Regions from separate parts of the Homo sapiens genome. Here region 2 is linked to region 1. A link is a loop called in an ENCODE intact Hi-C map of the cell type or tissue named here. Cell type or tissue: IMR-90. All regions are shown on one strand.

The links. Hi-C counts contacts between places; a loop is a spot of excess contacts. Peaks named below come from ENCODE experiments on the same cell type or tissue, not always from the same donor. Only the 100,000 strongest peaks of a DNase experiment are listed, where the experiment ranks them.
Region 2: a loop joins it to region 1, with 4 times the contacts of the local background. A loop is called at or near these places in 1 of 110 quality-filtered maps.

The regions. Positions count from the first base shown.
Region 1 is chr6:45,071,903-45,079,902 of GRCh38, forward strand. The region is part of intron 3 of SUPT3H (SPT3 homolog, SAGA and STAGA complex component); the gene reads right to left. Among named protein-coding and RNA genes, the nearest start is that of MIR586, 120 kb to the right of the region's middle. RefSeq lists a silencer at 2,697-2,897. In IMR-90, no CTCF peak of the experiment used is centred here; DNase peaks (open chromatin) are centred at 3,579 and 4,519; H3K27ac peaks cover 163 bases.
Region 2 is chr6:45,144,820-45,152,819 of GRCh38, forward strand. All of the region lies in intron 2 of SUPT3H (SPT3 homolog, SAGA and STAGA complex component), which reads right to left. Among named protein-coding and RNA genes, the nearest start is that of MIR586, 49 kb to the right of the region's middle. In IMR-90, no CTCF peak of the experiment used is centred here; no DNase peak of the experiment used is centred here.

The sequences.
Region 1 (8,000 bases):
CCTTGAGAGCCAGCTCTTTGAGGAGGGGTAATCTCCTGGCATGCTAATAATCTCTCTACAGTGCCCTGTCATTGAGTTCCTATGAGGAAAAGTCTGGGTGAGTATGACAATATGCTTTAATATATATGACATTCCTACTACGTCCAGTCAAGTGATTTCCACAAATTTTCTTATTTAATGATTACAACAATGCTATGAAGTCAGAACTAATATTATCCCCACTTTACAATCAAAAGGCTCAGGCTTAGAAATGATATGGGACTTCCTCCAAAGTTAACTAGGCAGTCAGACTCCTAAAACAATGCTTTTAAAGAAATTAGGCAATATACACCAACTATTTCATCAAACCTCTAACACCACCAAGTGTAAGATCACCATTATTTTGGTGGGTTAAGAAAAAAAAGACACAATGAAAATTAAACTGATAAAATGTTTTCTTTTCAGTGCCACTCAAAATGTGGACCCTGACCAGTGCCAGACCATAAACTGTTATCAGTCTACAAGGTCAGAAAATAAGAGTGTTTAGAAACTTTTGTAACATTTTAATATTGCAGTGAAAATTTCAAATATATTTTATAAAAGTGGTGAAGGTAGAAAACAAAAAACTAGACCTTGGCTTCAGATAGTCTAAGAAGCATTGACTTAGAATTTTTATTTTATTCTCATTTTTAAAGTTCTTTTAGATTCAAGGCATAGATTATCATTATAGATCATACTTGGGCATTATTGTTTCACTTCAGCATAAAAAGGAGGAAAACAGCAGCAAAAAAAATTGGTTAAAGTATTCGTAAAATGTTTTCACATTCAGAGTCTGACTCTTCTGAATCTCTTTTTGATGCAGAGTAATTGGTACCCATCTTTCTTTGTGTTACCAAGGCTGCCCAATCTAGGATTAAAAGCTCCTGGGTTTTAATCTGAGGCACTGACACCTTCTTCAAACTTGGATACTGGCCCTCTCTCTATCTTACCAGAACTCAGGAAATAACAGCTGTGTCACCACAAATCCAAACATCAGAAAGTTAAAAAGTTTAAAAAAAAAGTACATCTTAGAAGCCACGAAACAATAGTATCATTTATTGTTCTGTCATTTCTAAGATTTCTTGATGTTTTCTGATGTTTATTTGCCTAAATATGAATTTGAAAGAAATGACTTTCTCCGTTAAAGTCTATTTCTCATCTCTTATCTATACTCACAGACAAGATTTTGGTTGATACTTTGACAGATAGTCTTCATTATCTACGCTGAAGATATGTAGGTATTCCATGAGCAGTGTCATTCAAACATATGTGTCTATATAACTCAAACAATATAATGAAACCTACCAACTGAAAGCATTCTAGAAGCTCAATTCTGTCTTCTATTTATATCAGCTTGAGAATTCATTAATCAAAGTGCCCTAGTATCTACATATACCTTGTTAATTAATTAGACTACCAAAAGTTTAGAGAATACAATCTACCCATGGATTTGTTATAAAAGCAATAAATGTTTATCATGGAAAGCTCAGAAAATACAAAAAAAAGCTTAATAAAGATAAAAATCACAAATAATTCAAAACTCAAATCCAAAAATGGATCTTCCAATTTATGTCAGTTTATGGCGAACTGATAAAATATATTTAATGTAAAAAACCACAAAGCCATCTCCTTTGATGGGATGCATCCCAAAATGAACACAGATGACTAGGAAATTTTATATAGAATAGTCACTAATTTATGCTACTATATCTAATACCTTGATTTATACTACTATACCAAATACCTTAACATGTTAGGGGCATCATGTTCTCAAACCACAGCTAAATAGTTTCAGAAAATACTTAAGATCTTTTGACTTGTTTTGTGAGGTACTGAAGTTCGTTTCTTTACTATCAGCTATGAAAAGGGCAAGAAAAAGGAGCTATATAAGGTGAGAATAGGAGGAGGGATACAGGATAGAAGTTAGATACAAATTCTACAGATCACTTCTTATTGACAGAATTAATTGATTCTTGAGTATTTCTATGGAAGAGAACAGAAAACTGCAATGAGTGCTGACATCAATTTGTTGAAATGTTATGAAAGACACAGCTTAGTGATTCACTAGTGGTTAAACCTGCAAGGGTTCAGAAAAGCACCTAAACAGAAAAGCAATTAAATTAAAGGAGGAAAGAGAATAAAAATGTTAACTCTATATGTAATTTTAGTCACACAGTCCTTTATTTATGTCCAAAAATGTTGCTGAAACACAGGTAACAAATGTTACTGAAACAGCTAAATGGAAAACAAAAAAGCTCCACTATCTATCTAACTCAATACCTAAAAAATAATTAAATATGGACCACAAAATTAAGCATAAAAACTATAACCATAAAGATAATAGGTACCATATAACTATAAAGATAATAGATACCATATAAACATTAAGAAACCTAACAGAAAGTCTTCTTGACCTTTGGGTATGCAAAGATTTCTTGGACAAAACATAGAAAGTATTAATAACCCAATAAAAAGGAACAAAAAGTTTGAATAGACACACCACAAAGTGAGATATATGAAAGGCAATAAGCCAAGTGAAAGGTGCTCAATATCATTCATCTTTAAGGAAACAGAAATGAAAATCACAATAAAATAATACTGCACACCCACTAGAATACATAAAATAAAAAAGACTAACAAAACCAAGGAAAGCTAGACACAAAAGGGCACACTCTATGTAATTGCACTTACATGACATCCAAGAACAGACACGCTAAACTATGGTAATAGAAACCACTGGAGGAAGTAAGAAAGTTGTGACTGGAAAGGAGAACTTTCTAAAGTACAGGAAATACTATTCCTTGCTTTTGGGGTGCTGGTTACATGGGAGTGCAGAACTGTCAAAACTCCCTGAGTTAAGCACTTACAATCTGCACTTTTTCTGTTAATCTTATGTATACAAATATGTGTATTTACAGATATTATACATACACACATAGATACAGTTTAAGAAAGGTGTTAATATAATTAAGTCTTGGTACAATAATTTAATAAACATACATATACTGAGTTTCTGCTATGTGCTTCGTGCTACAAATTATTTATTTTTGTGTTAAAAATGAATGTCTTAAATTTACTTAAGCGTTCTAACACAAATACTGTGACTGAAGTAGACCATTCTTTAAATCTCTCTCCTAAGGAATGATAGCTTGTCAATTCTCAGAGACTAACATGGTTCAGTGCCTTTTCGGCATACAATTAATATATTCCATATCTTTTAAAACAGGAATATGCCACTATTAGCAGAAATGAAAACTATAATTATAGTATTTTGAAAATTATTCGTTTGCCATCAGTTACTTTCCACTTATGTGCTTGTACATTTTTAAATACCTTCCTAAACAGTTAACCAAGGCCTGAGAAAAGCACCTTTACAACAGTGGCCCTAATACCAGATATGGTCATACTTGATGTTACACTATATTGAATCACCAGAAATGTCCTTGGCTTCTCTGACTACATGGTATTTGTGAGCAATACTTAGGTTTCTCCAGACTAGAACATTTCCAACACAACAGTATTAATCATCTACAAAACAACCACTGAATAACAAAATATTTCCTTCGGAGAGAAATGCTTACTGTCTTCTGCTTAAATTGTTCTGCCTGAGTCATTACATTATCTGGTAAATTTTCTCGTCATGAAATTCCATCTCATGATAGCAAATCCTCAATACTGTTGTTACAGATCTTTCACAAGTATGTGTTGTTAGAAATTCATGTGCTTTGTGATTTCAAAATTGCTATTTATATAACGACTGCAAGTTCCAGGCAGAAGAAACTATTATTATTTAACATACACGATATACCTGCAGAATGCAAAGCACTGCCCAGGATGAATTTTTAATTCTTCCAAGTTCCACAGTAGTTCTAAATTCAATTAAGGGAAAAAAAAAGAAGTCTTCTTCCTGATTTATAATTCTGAGCCATTTCTTTTCATAAATAATAATGATCTAAAATTACTATGCTTGTGTGTACCTAGGATTATAATAAATGCCATGTGTCAAAGGGGGTATTACTAGAATAATTTTCAGTATCTATATAATTAGTTCATATAATATATTTAATGGCCTGTTACATGTTTAGCTGGCAAGTTTCTACATTTATTAACCTCATAATTTTAAATTAGAAAATTATATTTTGACCTACCTACTGCTTTTATTTTGACTGCATCCCAAATATATTAATAGTGGCATATATGTTTAATAAATGAGCCATTATTTCTCCAAGGTGTATAACCATACACACAGTGATGTCAATTGCGTTAAATGTTCCTGCCAAACAGGGAAACATTTAAGTTGTGTTAACTATAAAATCAGGATTACAATAATTTTAATGAAAGATTTACTTTTTTAGAAAACTTCAGACATACAGTCATGTGAATGGTAATGTAATGCTGACTGTATAAAATATGAACTATGCAAAGGTTTTACAGCTGGTTTTGATCAGCTTCCTTTGTTTAACATTAAAAGTTAACTTCCAGAAGACACATACAAGCTCTACATCCTACAGGTAATGATTACCAGATGGAGATGTTCTTCCTGTTACGTGTCTGATTATCATAAAGAATATACTACAAGAAGAAAAAAAAAAAACTAGGGCAGAGACTCTGATGTATTCTCTGATACAAACAGGCTCTTCCAAACTTTAGTCAATGAAGTCAGACTCACACTCAAAAATGCTTTTGTACTTGTAAAATAGTGATACAAGGTTATATTCTGCATATATGGTCAAATGTTTTAAATAATTAAATTGACGCCTTTAATCATTAGCCCCCTTTGGCTGTCAAAATGATTAAGTTGCAGCCTACTGAGTAACACTAATGATTTCTTACAATCTGCTTGAAAGAAAATCCAACCTATTGTCAAGCCCTGGCAGTCTAGATGCCCAGTTTCCTAGCAGGGCCCCCTAGAAATGGCCTCCTTGCCTCAAATTATTCCATGCACAATACTGGGTTATCAGCTAAAAACACCAGCTGAAACTAGGCTCAAAACTTTAAATGGCTCTAAATTTCTACCGAATATGGTTTGGTAGTTTTTTAATCTCCCTTTGTTCCTTTTCATGCATGCTATGTTCCCCTCAAAATGTTCTATTCACTTTTCTTGACTTGTTCTCCTACCTGTACTTCCCACTGTCTCAACTCTCTTTCTAATCTCTATGTGGTCAGATACCACCACTTCCAATACCAGCATAAAAATGATTTCCCCCACGAAGCTTTCCCTCATTCTTTTAAGGAAGAAGTAATTTCTCCCTTTTTGAACCACTGTGACACTTTATAAAACATTACATCTTCATTAGTAGTATATTCATTCCTGAACAGACCATATACCATACAAACTATATCCTCTCTATTGAGATAGAAGGCCTTGTCCATAGTACCAACCATAGGATTTTGCTTATGATAGGTGTTTAAGAAATGTTCATAGGCTGGGCATGGTGGCTCATGCCTATAATCCCAGCACTTTGGCAGGTTGAAGTGGGAGGATCGCTTAAGTCCAGGAGTTTGAAACCAGCCTGGGCAACATAGTGAAACCCTGTCTCTACAAAAACTTTAAAAACTAGCCAGGTGTGGTGGCCTGTGCCTATAGTCCCAGCTATTCAGGAGGCTGTGGTGGGAGGATCACTTGAGCCCAGGAGATTGAAGCTGCAGTGAGCCATAATCGTGCCACTGCACTCCAGCCTAGGTGACAGAGTGAGACCTTGTTTCAAAAAAAAAAAAAAAAGAAAAGAAAAAAAAAAGTGTTCATGAAACAAATCAATAAAAATCTGTATTTCTGCAAGGCCAAGTGCATTTCTACTTATAGTGTCACATTATCAGTAGAAAAACTCAATAAACACAAAAGTAAAGAAAGATAGATCAAAATGACAAATAGCCCACACCTCAACTTTTTGTTTTGCCTAAAATTTCAAGAAGTTTTAAAAAGGTGTATTTTGGAGGAAAAAAGAAAAGCTTCAAAAACAATTTTGGAAAATAAAGAATGGTATTAGTGAGCCAAAACTGAGGAATTGCTAAAAACAGAAATTAAACAAAATCAGATGGATAGAAGGACTGGTTGGGGGGGTGGGGGAACACACAATCTAAAACATAAGAAAGACAGGACTGTCAGTACACCTGGCTAATTTCAGTATTTTCAGTAGAGACAGAGTTTCGCCATGTTGGCCAGACTGGTCTTGAACTCCTGACTTCAAGTGATCTGCCCGCCTTGGCCTCCCAAAGTGCTGGGATTACAGGTGTGAGCCACCATGTCCAGTCCTCCGGTCATTTTATACCTCCTTTCTTCCTTTCATGCTCTACTGTTTACTGCTTTGGTTTTGTTCTCTTTTTTGTTTGTATATCTGCTGTAATTAATTAAATGTTGGTCACATAAAAATACTCTCGACTTTTCCACTCTGCCACACAATTTATATTTCTGTGGCCTTAATTTACATTTTTATTTATTATGTGTTCCTTAGCCAACATTGCAGTTGTTGTTTTTGACCATTTTGACCTTAAACCTTCATATTAGTTGACTGAAAGATTTACACAGTATCGTTACAGCATTGGGGTGTTCTTAGTTTTATTATAAATTTAGCTCTATTGGTGAGTTTTATACTTTCACATGTTTTCATTACAATGATTCTCACCTTTTTATTTCCTGTTGTAGCATTCCTTTAAGAATTTCTTGTAAGTCTGGTCAAGTGGTGATAAATTCCCTCAGCTTTTGCTCCTCTGGGAAGGTCTCTTTTTCTCTTTCATTTCGAAAGGAGAGCTTTGTTGGATACAGTATACTTGGCTGACAGGTTTTTTTATTTGTTTGTTTGTTTGTTTTCCTTCCTTTCCTTTCCTTTCAGCACTTTGAATACAACACCTCATTCTCTTCTGGCCTACAAAGTTTATGTTGGTAAATATACGGATAGTCTAATGGAAATTCCCTTATATGTGACTCAGTGTTTTTCTTTTGCAGCTTTTAGAATTCTCTGTCTTTGACTTTTGACAGTTTAATTATAATGTGCTCCAGAGAATCTTTTTCACTTGAATCTAACATGGGACATTTGTGCTTTCTTGATCTCAATGTCCACATCTCTCCCCATACTTGGGAAGTTTTCAGCTATTATTTTGTTACATATATTGCTGGGCGCGGTGGCTCATGCCTATAATCCCAGCACTTTGGGAGGCCGAGGCTGGTGGATCACTAGGTAAGGAGATCGAGACCATCTGGCTAATATAGTGAAACCCCGTCTCTACAACAAAATACAAAAAATTAGCCAGGCGTGGCAGCACAGGCCTGTAGTCCCAGCTACTTGGGAGGCTGAGGCAGGAGAATCGCTTGAACCTGGGAGGCAGAGGTTGCAGTGAGCTGAGATCACACTACCGCACTCCAGCCTGGGCGCCAGAGTGAGACTCCACAAAAGGCCCAGAATAGCCAAACCACACTCAGCAAAAAGGAAGAAAAAGAAAGAAGAAAAAAGAAGAGGAGGAGGAGAAGTGGAAGAAGGAAGAAGTGGGGAGGAGAAGGAAGAAGAAGGGGGAAGAGGAGGAAGAAGAAGGGGGAAGAGGAGGAAGAAGAAGGGGAAAGGAGGAGGAAGGAGGAAGAAAAAAAGGAAGGAAGGAAAAAAACCTAGAAGAACCATGTTACCTCACTTCAAATAATATTACTGGGCTATAGTAACCAAAACTGTATGGTGTTGGCATCAAAACAGATACACAGAACAGTGGAACAGAAAAGAGAACCCAGAACAAATACATACATCTACAGTGAACTCACTTTCGAGAAAGATGCCAAGAACATACATTGGGCAAAGGACAGTCTCTTCAATAAACAGTTCTGGGAAAATTGGATATCCATATGCAGAAGAATGAAACTAGACCCACATCTCTTGCCATGTACAGAAGTCAAGTCAAAATGGATTAAAGACTTAAATCTAAGACCTCAAACTATGAAACTATTCATAGAACTCACTAGGAATACTCTATAGGGCATTGGACTGGACAAAGATTTCTTG
Region 2 (8,000 bases), 73 kb after region 1:
TAGTTTCAGGATACAAAACGAATGTACACAAAGCAGTAGCACTGCTATACACTAACAACGACGAAGCTGAGAATCAAATCAAGAACTCAAATACTTTGACAACAGCTGCAAAATAAATAAAATACTTAGGAATATACCTAACCAAGGAGGTGAAAGATCTCTAGAAGGAAAACTACAAAACACTGCTGAAATAAATCACCAATGACACAAATAGAAACACATCCCATGCTCATGGATGGGGAGAATTCATATTGTGAACATGAGCATACTGCCAAAAGCAATCTACAAATTCAATGCAATTCTCATCAAAATACCAACATCATTTTTCACAGATCTAGAAAAAACAATCCTAAAATTCATAGGGGACCAATAAAGATCCTACATAGCCAAAAAAAGACTAAGCAAAAAGAACAAATCTAGAGGCATCATATTACCTGACTTCAAATTATACTACAAAGCTATAGTTACCGAAACAACATGGTACTGCTATAAAAATAGGCACATAGAGCAATAGAACAGAACAGAGAACTCAGAAATAAAGCCAAATATTTAGAGCCAACTGATCTTCGACAATACAAACAAAAACATAAAGTGAGGAAAGGACACCCTATTCAACAAATGGTGCTGGGATAACTGGCAAGCTACATGTAGAAGACTGAAGCTGGATCTTCATCTTTCACCTTATACAAAAATCAACTCAAGATGGATCAAAGACTTAAATCTAAGACCTGAAAACATAAGGATTCCAGAAAATAACATTAGACAAAGTCTTCTAGACATTGGCTTAGGGAAAGAGTTAATGACCAAAAACCCAAAAGCAAATGCAACAAAAATAAAGATAAATAGATGGGACTTAATTAAACCAAAAAGTTTCTGTACAGCAAAAGAAATAATCAGCAGAGTAAACAACCCACAGAGTAGAAGAAAATAGTCACAAACTATGTATCCAACAAAGGACTAATATCGAGAATCTACAATGAACTCACAAAAATCAGCAACAAAAAAAGCAAACAATCCCATCAAAAAGTGGGCAAAAGACATGAATAGACAATTCCCAAACGAAGATGTACAAATGGCCAACGAACATATGAAAAAATGCTCAACATCACTAATGATCAGGGAAATGCAAATCAAAACCATAATGAGATACCACCTTACTCCTGTAAGAATGGCCATAATTTAAAAAATCAAAAAATAATAGATGTTGGAGTGGATGTGGTATAAAGGGAACACTTTTACACTGCTGGTGGGAACATAAACTAGTACAACCACTATGGAAAACAGTGTGGAGATTCCTTAAAGAACTACAAGTAGCACCATCATTTGATCCAGCATCCCACTCCTGGGTATCTACCCAGAGGAAAATAAGTAATTAAATGAAAAAGATGCTTGCACACGCATGTTTATAGCAGCACGATTCGCAACTGCAAAAATATGGAACCGGCCTAAATGCCCATCAATCAATGAGTGGATAAAGAAAATATATGTATATACTAAATGGAATATATAAATGGAAACCCAAATATCATATGTTCTCACTTATAAGTGGGAGCTATACTATGAGGACACAAAGGCACAAGAATGATATAATGGACTTTGGGGACTCAGGAAGAAGGGATGGAGGCGGGTAAGGGATAAAAGAGTATACACTGGGTACAGCATATGCTGCATGGGTGACGGTGCACCAGAATCTCAGAAATCACCACTAAAGAACTTATCCATGTAACCAAAAACCACCTGTTCCCCACAAACTATTGAAATAAAAATAAAATAGATATTTTGTTTCTTACTCATCTTTAATAGCTAAACATATTAAGTGCATAATACATGTAGCAACAATATAAATACAATCAATGCCTAATAATCACTACAAAAGGTGGTTGGCCTTATAAAGCATCAAAATTGGGTGAAGTAGATTAGCCTTGATTTCCTTTCATCACTAACTCACACCTGAATCTGGTAAGTGGTAAGATTTTCTTTATTCAATTGAGAAGAAGCAGCACATCATAAGTAAGTAGGAGAGAATGGTATAAGCAAAGATGCTCCAGAGCAATGGTAGGAAAAAAGTCCTTGAAACTTAACAGCAAGTTATAGGAAAAAAGTCCTTGCAACTTAATAGCAGGGCATTAGTTCATAATAATTGAGAACAACAAGAATAGGTAACATCTATTATTTACCATATGCCACCTAAAATTCTAGACACTTTACCAGTAACAGTTTATTTACTCATTATAATAAGTTGATGAAACAAATACTATTATTATTCTCATTTACCAGGTAAAGAAACTGAGGCACTGAGAGGTTTAGTAAATTGCCGAATTTCATCAAATGAATAAGTAGGTGAGCGAGAAATCTAACCAAGGAGTCTTCAGTCTAGCTTCACAGACTGTTCTCCTGACTACTACATTATATTGTCGAGATATTTAAAATACGTTGTCCTCGTTTTAGAAAAAAAGAAAAAGAAATATGAAATTAAACACTGAATGATAAAAGCTGAACTAATTCATTAACTTGAACCTAGGTGTTCAATTTTTAAACATTTTGACCTACCTTTTCTTCATTGTTCCTTCCTTCCTTCATTCATTTCCCTAATACTAACTGGACAACTAGTATATGCTAGACCCAAGAGACAATAATACAAAATCTCTGAACACAAAGAACTTAGACTTCAGCGAGGCCATAAATGTGAAAAATATTATTATACAGTGTAATTGTTGTTGTAGGAGAGATATATATAAAGGAAGGGTATAAGGGACCTGACCAGACAAATATGATCCAGACATTTCCAACAGCACAGACAAGAATTAGATCATCTAGGATGGCTTCAGTGCCTGGTGTCATAGGAAGAGGTGGCTGGGAGGTGAGGAGAAAATTCTAGCAAGGAAACAGCCTGATCCCTGTCACTTTGGCAGTGGTATGGAGGATGAATGAACTGGGGGAAGATAAAGGCAAATCTTAGTGCTAGAAACAGGAAAGGGGCAGAGGACAGAGGAATTTGATTATATTATGGTAATAATGAAGATGAAAGATTAAGACAATGAATGTAAGAGAAAGAAGAAAGATGATGAAATAAGTAATGTCAGTTAGCTAGCAGTTAAATAACTGTACTATTTTAATAAATAAATTGATGATTACAGAAAAAATTAAGCAATAAGAACATGCTAACTTTCTATCATGTATTTTTATCACGTACCCACAGGTAAAGCAAAGCATCACTGCTGGTAGCAACTAACTGAATTATAGACATAGATTTAAATTATCTACAATACACTAAATCTATATATGTAACATCTATGTCTAACTGAAGAAATAAAAATCACAAAAACATACATTTTTAATTTCTCCAGATGGGATGATTTCTAAATAGGAGTTATAGAAAATTCCTTCCTTTTTAACAAACATATACCATATTCTATTTTAAACTTGTATGTATACATTCATTTAGTCCTCCTCAAACTCCTATGAGGTCAATACTACTATCCCTATGTTACACAAGAGAAAATCAAGGCTCTGAGAGTTAAGTAATGTGCAAAGCTAACTAGATGGTACAATCAGTTCTGCTATAATACTTATTCTGAAATGCAAATGTGTCCCAATCCAACTGATACATTAGGGAACAATTTGAGCATAACTCAGATTTCATTTTGCTTATGAGTGACTTCATCCATAAGAAACATGAGGTGACTACAGAAAACTGAACCAAGTCATACAGGAGGACACCAAAAGCACACGCTCAGACATTAACCAGCTATCTCAGTTCACCATGTGAGTTGTGACTGATACCTATTCAGATCTAGTACTACAACTTTTCTTCTGACTTCAGATAATCCTCTTTCCATCACTTCACAACTCACAAGCTACAACCTCTTCTGCTTCCACGAGGGAATTCAGGTCTTTTTCAATATAAAGTGCCAAATATATTGCAGTATTTATTTATTAACCATTTAACACTTATGATATTTTTTAAATGTGTTACTGAGTTTTTGAGTATTGTGCCATAACCCCATTTTCCCGTAAGTCCTGTGGTTTTCATTGTGTAATTCTGAAATGCATGCTGACTTGTAGGAGCAAATATGTTGCATTTTAGCAGGACTGACTCTAAGTAGTGGAGTTATATTCAAGTTTGCTGATTTCAGTGCCCAGGCTTGTAAGTTACAGTGTTTTCCCATCTTTATTTATGTATCATCCCAAACTTTTAGTACACAATATGTTTTTGGACATCTTAAATTTCCAATTCTCTTTTGTGTGAACTGTTGGGATTACTAAACATATTAATATACAGTAGTTGTAACTTGAAAAATATTATAACACATACCTGTGACAAATATGCATTGGTATGAACAAACATTGCCTATACATAAGAATAACCCCATCATAAGTTACAAATTATAAATACTGTCCAAAGTGGAAATGAACTGTCACTGTCAATTTTCACTCCAATTATTTCTCATAAATGCCAACTTGTAGCTATCTATGACCTACTACAGTTGAAAGGAAAATCATAACCAAAAAAATGACAGAATAAGGTTTAATAATTTAGGTTAAAAACTCTGCATAACACTTTTAAATTCAGGTTCCACTATGTACAGTCTACAGTAGCAAGTTAATAATGGAAATGGAATCCCCTACTGGAACTACTCAAGACTTTACAACTTTTCCATTAGTTGATTTACTTTACGAAATATCATCACTGCCAAATCATTGGAGAGAAAATAAATTTGTCAGTTGCAAAAACCATTTAAAAATTATCTCTCCAATGCTTAAGTAGAAGAAAAGCTGAAATCACATAAAATCCATATTTAGGTAGACACACTTGAACTCACATCAATGTCTTTAAATGTAGTATAAACCAGGAATCAAAGTAAGAATATACTAAGGTAGATGTTATCTGGTCAGTGCTAAGCAAAGTCTAAAAAATGTTAACAATCTGGACAAAAAAACTTTAAAAAAAATTCCAAATATCTCTATGTTTAGTATTAAATAGCTAAAATATTAGCATATCTAAGTAAAATTTCCCATCCTTATTCAGCGATACTGAGTGATGGCTTCAGCATCACTTCTTGGCCTTTTGGCTAAGATCAAGTGAGTGACAGCTTCAGCACAGTGGTTCTAACACTGGCTGAATGTTAAAATCACCTGAACAATTTTTTTAAAAAAGGTCCAGGCTACATATCAGGTAAATTGAATCTGAATATTTGAAATTGGGGCCCCAGCATCAATGTTTTTTTTAAGAGCTCCTCAGAATGGTTACAAATATGTACAACTAAGGTTGAGAACTGTTATTCTAAAATAATCATGATTTCTTTAATGAAGCTTATTTTTTTTACTCATGATTCCAGGAGCTACTCATAAATCAAAAGAACCAATTAGGATATAAGAAAATTATACATTTTAAATTCTAAAAGTTCAAAGTTTTATTTGTTCCTTTTTTTACTAAAAATAGTAGCATTCAGATATAGCTTAACATATGGGTCCCTAAAAATATTACTTGGGAAATTTTTGTCAAGTCTTAACTGACATCAGTCAAACATACATGGAAATGTCTGATGAAAAAATGACCATTGTTGGAAATTTCTGTTCTTCTAGAGCTATCATACGAAATACACAAATATATAAATACTTAAAGAGTCTACTAAAACACAGCTGAGTAGAGAGACAACACAAAATGAGATATTTTTCTCTAAACATTCAATATTGAATATAAACTAAATTCAGAATCAATATTGAATATAAAGTAAACTCAGCATGGGACACCATGCCTTATAGTTTTCTTCTATCTCAGTGGCAGCATTTTCTCCATTTCTTTGGTTGGTTCTCTTTCTGTTCTTGAAACATTACCTTGTGCCTGAAGGCTCGATTCTCAGACCAACTTCTACTTCTACTTATAATCTTTATTCTGCGTTTTTTTTTTTTTTTTTTTTAAGATGGAGTCTCACTCTGTCGCCCAGGCTGGAGTGCAGTGGCACAATCTCGGCTCACTGCAACCTCCGCCTGCCATGTTCAAGCAATTTTCCTGCCTCAGCTTCCCAAGTAGCTGGGACTACAGGCGTGCGCCACCATGCCCGGCTAGTTTTTTGTATTTTTAGTAGAGACAGGTTTCACCACCCTGGGCAGGCTGGTCTCGAACTCCTGACCTCGTGATCCACCTGCCTCGGCCTCCCAAAGTGCTGGGATTACAGGCGTGAGCCACCGCACCCAGCCATCTTTATACTGCTTTCAAAGCATTCAATGAGAGAAATAACCAGAAAACAAAAAAGTTAACTTCTTGAAATCCAAAGAAAAAGATGTTTCATACATATTTCTCCAACTATAGCCTTTATGGCTATTTACAGGACAAAATTTTTGAAAAATTTTGAAAAGAGAAAAGTGGGTATGCAGATAGTAAACTAAATGAGTTCAAACTAAACTCTTAATAAATTTTAGTACTTATAAAAAGCTTTATTTTTTCATCTAGTATTTTTAATTCAGTGTTGGGAAAAAACTATTCTAATTGGCTAATTTCTACAAACACTATTCTAAATCTATTTTCAAATATCCTCTGTTAAGCAAGTTTCAAAAAGATTGAAAGCCCATATACCACCATATATAGCACTCATATTGACAAAAGTATTTCAGATTATCTGTAATTAAGATTGCTCATATCAAACTGATATTCTTAGAAATATGTAGCCATTTAAGACTATCACACAAAGACTAGATTATAATGGAGTGAAGCTGGGCAAAGAAATGCTTAAATCAGGCCCTTAGAAACAGAAAGTTAACTGTACTCACTTTAAAACAAGTTAAAAGTGTTTAACCTTCCTCCAACACTGGGCATTAAATCTTACAGGTAATTAATTATGACGTAAAAATGTAATTCTAATTCATAATTGTAACTGTTTTCTAAATCAAAGTATTTTTAAAATTAACATCAATTTATATCAAGTTTCTCTTTTCTAGGCAAGTATTGTCTACCAATAGGCTAGCTAAGTTAGCCCAGTGATAAAGGCCCTTAGCATTAAAACAGTTCAGTCTTTCCTTTCTGAAATCCTTCTTCATTTGGTTGCTGGGACACCATGCTCTACTGGTTTTCTTCTATCTCAACAGCAGCATCTTCTCAGTTTCTTTGGTTGGTTCTCTTTCTGTTCTTGTAACATTAACTTGTTCCTGAGGGCTCAATTCTCAGATCAACTTCTCTTCTATATCTACATATACTTTCTAGGTGACCTCATCTAGTCCCAAATCTTTAAATACCATCTATAAGCCGATTCCCAAACTTCTATGCTAACTTTTCCCCAGAATTCTGGACTCTCTGATCCCACTGCTAACTTGGTATCATAAACAGAACACACCCAAAATTAAGAAGAAAATCTTAATTTTCTTCTCCAAAAGTAGTTCCTCACTATCTCATTGGCACCACCATTCCCAATTCTTAAGCCCAAAGGCCTTAAAATCATCTCCAACATTTTGCTTTTTCTTGTGCACCACATCAGATCTATTAGCAAATCTTGCGAGCTACCTTTAGAATATTTATTTCCACAATGCAATCAATTTTCACATCTCCAACTGCTAATGCCTTAAGCGAAGCTGCTATCATCTCTAGCCTGGGCAGTTCTAGTAGACGTCTATCTGGTTGTCTGCTTTCACCTCTGTCCCACCTGATGTGTTTCCTCCACAAAGCAGCTAGAGGAATCCTTTTATTTTTATTTTTGAGACACAGTCTCATTCTCTTGCCCAGGCTAGAGTGCAGTAGTCCTATCTCAGCTCACTGCAACCTGTGCCTCCCGGGTTCAAGTGATTCTCGTGCCTCAGCCTCCCGAGTAACTAGACTACAGGTGTGCAACACCACGCCCGGCTAATTTTTGTTATTTTTCGGAGAGACGGGTTTTCACCATGTTGGCCAGGCTGGTCTCAAACTCCTGACCTCAAGTGATCCACTCGTCTCAGCCTCCCAAAGTGCTGGGATTACAGGCATGAGCCACCACACCCAGCTCCTAGAGTAATCCTTTTAAATTTAATCA